2 separate regions of the Homo sapiens genome follow, and region 1 is linked to region 2. The links are chromatin loops, found by intact Hi-C in ENCODE. Cell type or tissue: PC-9. All regions are shown on one strand. Links, peaks and the distances in the headings refer to the core of each region. The heading gives the core; the rest is flanking DNA.

Region 1 (2,920 bases), core at 112-2,611, 210 kb after region 2:
GGCCCATGAGGACAAGGACCATATTGTTTTATTTATTATTACTTTTTATTTATATTCTTAAATTTTTTATTTTCTCTTTTTTTGAATTCTAATGGGCCATATTGTTCGCTAGTATTGCCTCCAAGCTTAGCATGATACCTGGCACATATGTGCTCTGTTGATATTTGTCAAATCAATGAAAAGCTTAAGTGGTGGGATCCTAATTTTGGGGAGGAGAGCTGAGAAAATGTCCTGCCATGAACTTGCTCAGGAATCTAATCAGTCAGTCAATGTCTGAGATGTAGCCAATAGTGATCTTCCTCCTCTGCACTCTTCTAGGGGCTGTAGGTACCTCTAAGTCTCTGACCATGAACTGCTAAGTACCATAACGTCTTACTGAACTGTATTTGCCCTACCAGACTTGTGAACCTTTTGAAGGTAGTAACCCTTTCCCGTGTTTTATGCACCATCAGTCATAAATTTTTTTTGCTATGAACCATCAGTCATATTTTTTTTTGCTATGAGTCTTGCACATAGCAGAAAAATCAAATATTTGTTGAATGAAATTAACTGAAGTCACCCAATTAGTAGACTAGAAATTAGGCTTCCTGACCACCTTGTCTAGTGGTCATTGCTGGTGTGTGCAGGATCCTGAGGGCTTTATATAAGCTGCACATTTTTCTTGAAATATAATGTTTTCCTTCCTTAGAAACAGGTTGGAGTCAATGTAAAATGATAGATGGGAAGGAGGAGAGAGCTGGAATCCAAAATAGTGGTTGTGGGCTGGGTATGGTTGCTCACGCCTGTAATCCCAGTACTTTGGGAGGCTGAGGCAGGAGGATCACTTGAGCTTAGTTCAAGACCAGCCTGGGCAACATAATGAGACCTCATCTTTACTAAAAAATAAAAACAAATGAGCTAGGTGTGGTGGTGCACAGCTACTCGGGAAGCTGAGGTGGGAGGATTGCCTGAGTCCAGGAAGTTGAGGCTGTGGCAAGCCAAGAAAGTGCCACTGTACTGGGCAACTGTTGCCTGGGCAACAGAGTGAGACCCTGTTTCAAAAAAATAAAAAAAAGAAAACATAGACGAAATAGTGGTCGTGGAGGAAAGATGACATTGTTCACATAAAATGCACATGTTCTCTCTCTGTGAAACAGCACAAGAGAATGCTGGGCCAAGTCCGGGAGGACAGGGCTGGTGTAGACACCGTGGGAAAGAACTACAGGTTCCTAAAGCTGGTTTTATTTGACCAGCAGAGGGCAGCAGGTGGCAGCGCTTCCTCCCAGGCGAGAACAAGAACCACCACAATGTGATCCATCAGCAACTTAGTTTCCTTCTGGAGAGAAATCCAATAATTTTATCGTTTTTTCTTCAAAATGGCAGGGCAGTCAGGTAAGAGGAAAGAGTTACAGGTAATATTAACCAGCACTGACTACCATAAGCTGAGCTTTGAGGAAATCTTGGCGTCTATTTTCCTTGTCAGCCAATGTCTGACTGACTCTAAGACTTAAGAGTGAGGGTGAAATTCTGTCTAGAAAATGAGTTGTTAACTGACTCCAGAAGAAAAAGACCTCCACTCCCATTTTTCCCAAATTCCTTATCACAGTCACAAAACAGAGCTCAAAACTACGTATTGAGAACACTGAAGGAATAAAAACGCTCAAATAAACATAAACCAAATACCCTAAACCCAACTGACAGCTGCCCAGAATATATTTCTATATTTTTCCTTTTTCTATTCCTTTTACACTTGTTTCATATGAACCTGTATTCAGAGTAGGCAGGAAAGGAATTTTAGATGATGAGATCTAGCAATAAAATAAAGATATAAGAAAAACAATTTTTAAGAATTTAGGTATAATAGTAGGGTTTGAAGGTTTAACCCTTCGTGTTTTCAATCTGGCCAAACTGGACTCGAATTTCTAAAGTTTTAGAAAATATTCCTACCTCTGCTCTTTTTTTTTTTTTTTTTTGACAGGGTCTCACGCTGTTGCTCATGCTGGAGTGCAGTGGCATGATCACCACTCACTGCAGCTGCAAGTTCCTAGGCTCATGTGATCCTCCTGCCCCAGACTCCCTGAGGAGCTGCGACTACAGGTGAACACAGCCACATCCAACTAATTTTTTCTATTCTTTATAGAGATGGGGTCTCGCCATGTTGCCCAGCTGGTCTTGAACTCTGGGCCTCAAGTAATCCTCCCACCTGTGCCCGCCCAATGTGCTGGGATTACAGGTATGAGCCACCACACACAGCCTCCTCTGCTCATTTCTAAATGAGCATAAGACAAGCTGTAATTTTAAAAAATGTAAATGCAACATAATCCCAAGCAGCGATAGACTTGTCTCTTTCAACTAGTTCCTTACTCCCAAGTATTTTCGTTATCATTTAGTTCTAAGTGTTTTTCTTCAACTATGATTTTTTTCTTTTACCCAGTTGTAATGAGTATGTTTTTACATTTCCAAAGATGTGAGATTTTTAAAAAGGATATTTTTGTTGATGATTTCTAACTTAATTGCATTGTGCTTGGAGGACTTGGTCTGTATGATACTGATTCCTTGTTTTTTGTTGAGGTTTGCTTTGTAAGTAGCACACATGGTCAATTTTTGTAAAAAAATTCCATATGGTTTTCCAAAAAATGTATAATCATTAATTTGGGGGTACAGGTCTCTATATGTGTCCATGTGTCAAGTACATTGATTGTTTTATGGATATTTCTAGTCCAAATATCCCCCTTTACCCCTCAATATTTTGGTTAGAGAACATTTAGTGTGCTGTCAAAAATAAAAAGGATGAAAATATGGCTTTTAACAGAATAATGAAAGCATCTATCACCCATCTCACAAGATAGTTGGTTGCAAAGGACCAAAATGGGGGTGCGTTGCTGTGTATGCACTGGTCTCCAGCTGCTCCTGGCAGCCTAGGAGTCAGTTAGGAAGGGAC
Region 2 (2,920 bases), core at 140-2,639:
ACCATTTTCTCCTCTGGCTACCCCAGTACTCTCAAGTAGAGTTGCCTCCTTCATGTCCCAACTGGTCCTGTAACCAGTTCCCCCAGAGAAGTGGTTGTATCCATGGTTCCTTCTAACCCAGCACAATGCCTGGCATAGAACAAGTATTAAATAATTGTGAAATGGGAGTGTAAAACAGGACTCTTGCAGCTCAACCTTGAAGAATATGATCATTATCTTGATTGTGGCACTGGTTTCACAAGTATACACATGTCAAACATTGTCCAATTGTACACTTTATAAATGTACACTTTGGTGTATGTCAATTATACCTTCACAAAGCTGGGTTTTTTTATTTTTATTTTTTAAGTGGGGAGTGAACTATTATGCAGAGCTGTCTCCAACCTTGAGGGCGGCACCTTCTAGGCACAGCCCTAAGACAGGACGAGAAAACGCACATGTCACACTGCTGGCTTGTCGCATTAGACCGAAGGTCCTCTGAGGTTGGCTTTGGGTGAAACAACAGGAATGGCCCGCTGCCCTGACAGCGGCAGGTCTTAGCTTCACATTGGGATCCCCTGAGGAGGTATAAAAGTTACTGATGCCTGGGTCCCATTCCAGAGCACATCAGTCTAGGGCAGACCTGAGTCTCAGGAGTATTTAAACTCTCACCTGCACGTTTTTTTGTTTTGTTTTGTTTTGTTTTTGTTTTTGACAGAGTCTCCCTCTGTCACCCAGGCTGGAGTGCAGTGGCACGATCATGGCTCATGGCAGGCTCTAACTCCGGCCTCAAGCCATTTTCCCCGCTCAGCCTCCTGAGTAGCTGGGATTCCAGGAGCCACCCGCCACGCCCTGCGCTCCCAGGTGCTTCTAATGTGCGGTGGAGTTTGAGAACCACTGTTTCAGGTCACTGCGTTGGCTAATGGTCCAACTCGAGGTCACATCACATCATTTCCCATTCCTTCCTCCAAGAGTCTAGAAGCCAAGAGTCACATTGTGGACAAGAAGCCCCAGTAAGCTCCAAGTCTCTCTATGGAGAAGGTGACCAGGCATCCAGATTGCATCAACACCAAAACCGTTTGAGGCTGAACTCTTTTGTGCCATTTTGCCCCCAAACCTACCCTGGCCTTCCGCCCCTTTCTGCGGCTGGGCAAATCTCGGGGCCGGTAGGTGGCGCTGTCTCCTATGGCTTGCAGAAAACTCAACTTCCGGCGGGGCGGAGCTTTTAAAAGGCTTTTTTGAAATCATTAACTTTCATTTTATTATTTCTTTTTATCGAGACAGAGTCTCACCCTGTCGCCCAGGCTGGAGTGCAGTGGCGAGATCTCGACTCACTACAACCTCTGCCTCCTGGGATCAAGCGATTCTCCTGCCTCAGCCTCCCGAATAGCTGGGATTACAGGTGAGCACCACCATGCCCGACTAATTTTGTATTTTTAGTAGAGACAGGGTTTCACCATGTTGGCCAAGCTGGTCTTGAACCCCTGACCTCAAGTCATCCTACCGCTTTGGCCTCGCAAAGTGCTGGGATTACAGGTGTGAGCCACCGCACCTGACCTTAAAACCATTAACTTTTAATGCACCATTTCTAAATTTCTCCTTGGACTTTTCCTTGGTTGGTCTCTTTATTCCTTGTTCTTGTGCTAGGGAGAAATGAATGTTACGCTGTTTGCTCTTGTTGAGATATTTGCATCATTTTTACTGAATCATTAGAGATCATATATTGTCCTCTTTATTGCTCTTATAATACATAACCATAAGCAATGTTAATGTCATATTAATGGTGCATAAAGTTTGGTACAATTGTTCAGAGAAATCAATGTTTTATTTAGCGGTGATTGTACAAAATTAAAAAGGAGATAAATCCATTTTCATTGAAAAATTCTTCAGTTAAATAAAAAACAAAATGCCACCCGTGGGAGGTGAGGTGAGCAAGATCTGTCTGGGTTTTCCCTGAGGGTTCTCCGAGAACTCCAGTTTGCCATTAATTGACAATCCACAGTGCAAAAAGCAAGGTTGGAGATTAGGTTGGGGAGAGCCCTGGAAAACATATGGGGGTGTTCTTCTCAGTCTCAGGGCTATGAAATGTGGTGCTTTTATTCAAAGACAGAAGCCTGGGGCAAACCATCAAAGGCCTCATAATTTCTGCAGGCCTGGTAACATTTTTCCTGAGCCCACAATCACGACATGTGGGCCAATAAGGAAATTCTCTGCTACTTCCAGGTGAGAGAGCCAGTTTGAAAATCAACAACAACAATAATATTTCATATATTATGAAGCACTCCCTATATGCCAGGCACAATTCTTGTGCCTCACACATATTAACCCCTTTAATTCTCACGATAATTATGAAGTAGGTACTGTTTTCATGCCTGTTCAATAGTAGGGGAAATAGAGGCAAGTAACTAGTCTGCAGTCACATATCTAGGAAGTGACACAGCCAGGATTTGAGCCAGGCAGTCCGACTCCATTGCCTACCTCTCTGTCATTTAATGTTAAAGTATTAACAGAGGTAATATATTTCAATAGTCAGTAGGAACAATGTGACATATATTTGAAGCTGAGAGTGTCCTGTATTTACCAGGACCTGGTGCCAGATGCAAATAGAGTGGTGGATGAAACACAGGCTTCATCGTCCTGGAGCTCTCAGGTTAATGGCCTTTATTACCAAAAGTGCAAAACTCTTTCTTTACTTATGTCATTGTTCAAATTTCATAAAGTATTCTCATATTCTCTCCAGTAAAGTAACTCATCTAAAACTACCTGCAACATGCCTGCTGCTGCTTTTTTTTTTTTTTTTTTTTTTTTTTTTTTGAGACAGGGTCTTGCTATGCTGGCGAGGCTGGAGTGCAGTGGCATGATCATGGCTCACTGCAGCCCTGACCTCCTGGGCTCAAGCAACCCTCCCACTTCAGCCTCCTGAGTGGTGGGACCACAGGTG

The links. Hi-C counts contacts between places; a loop is a spot of excess contacts. Peaks named below come from ENCODE experiments on the same cell type or tissue, not always from the same donor. Only the 100,000 strongest peaks of a DNase experiment are listed, where the experiment ranks them.
Region 1: a loop joins it to region 2, with 7 times the contacts of the local background. A loop is called at or near these places in 5 of 110 quality-filtered maps.

The regions. Positions count from the first base shown.
Region 1 is chr3:124,687,343-124,690,262 of GRCh38, reverse strand. The region is part of intron 51 of KALRN (kalirin RhoGEF kinase); the gene reads right to left. Among named protein-coding and RNA genes, the nearest start is that of UMPS, 42 kb to the left of the region's middle. In PC-9, for the core only: CTCF peaks have their summits at 1,039 and 1,239 (motif pointing right); a DNase peak (open chromatin) is centred at 1,242.
Region 2 is chr3:124,899,727-124,902,646 of GRCh38, reverse strand. It overlaps a transcript of ITGB5 not described here. Among named protein-coding and RNA genes, the nearest start is that of ITGB5, 14 kb to the right of the region's middle. In PC-9, for the core only: a CTCF peak has its summit at 1,146 (motif pointing right); a DNase peak (open chromatin) is centred at 1,166; H3K4me3 peaks cover 1,551 bases.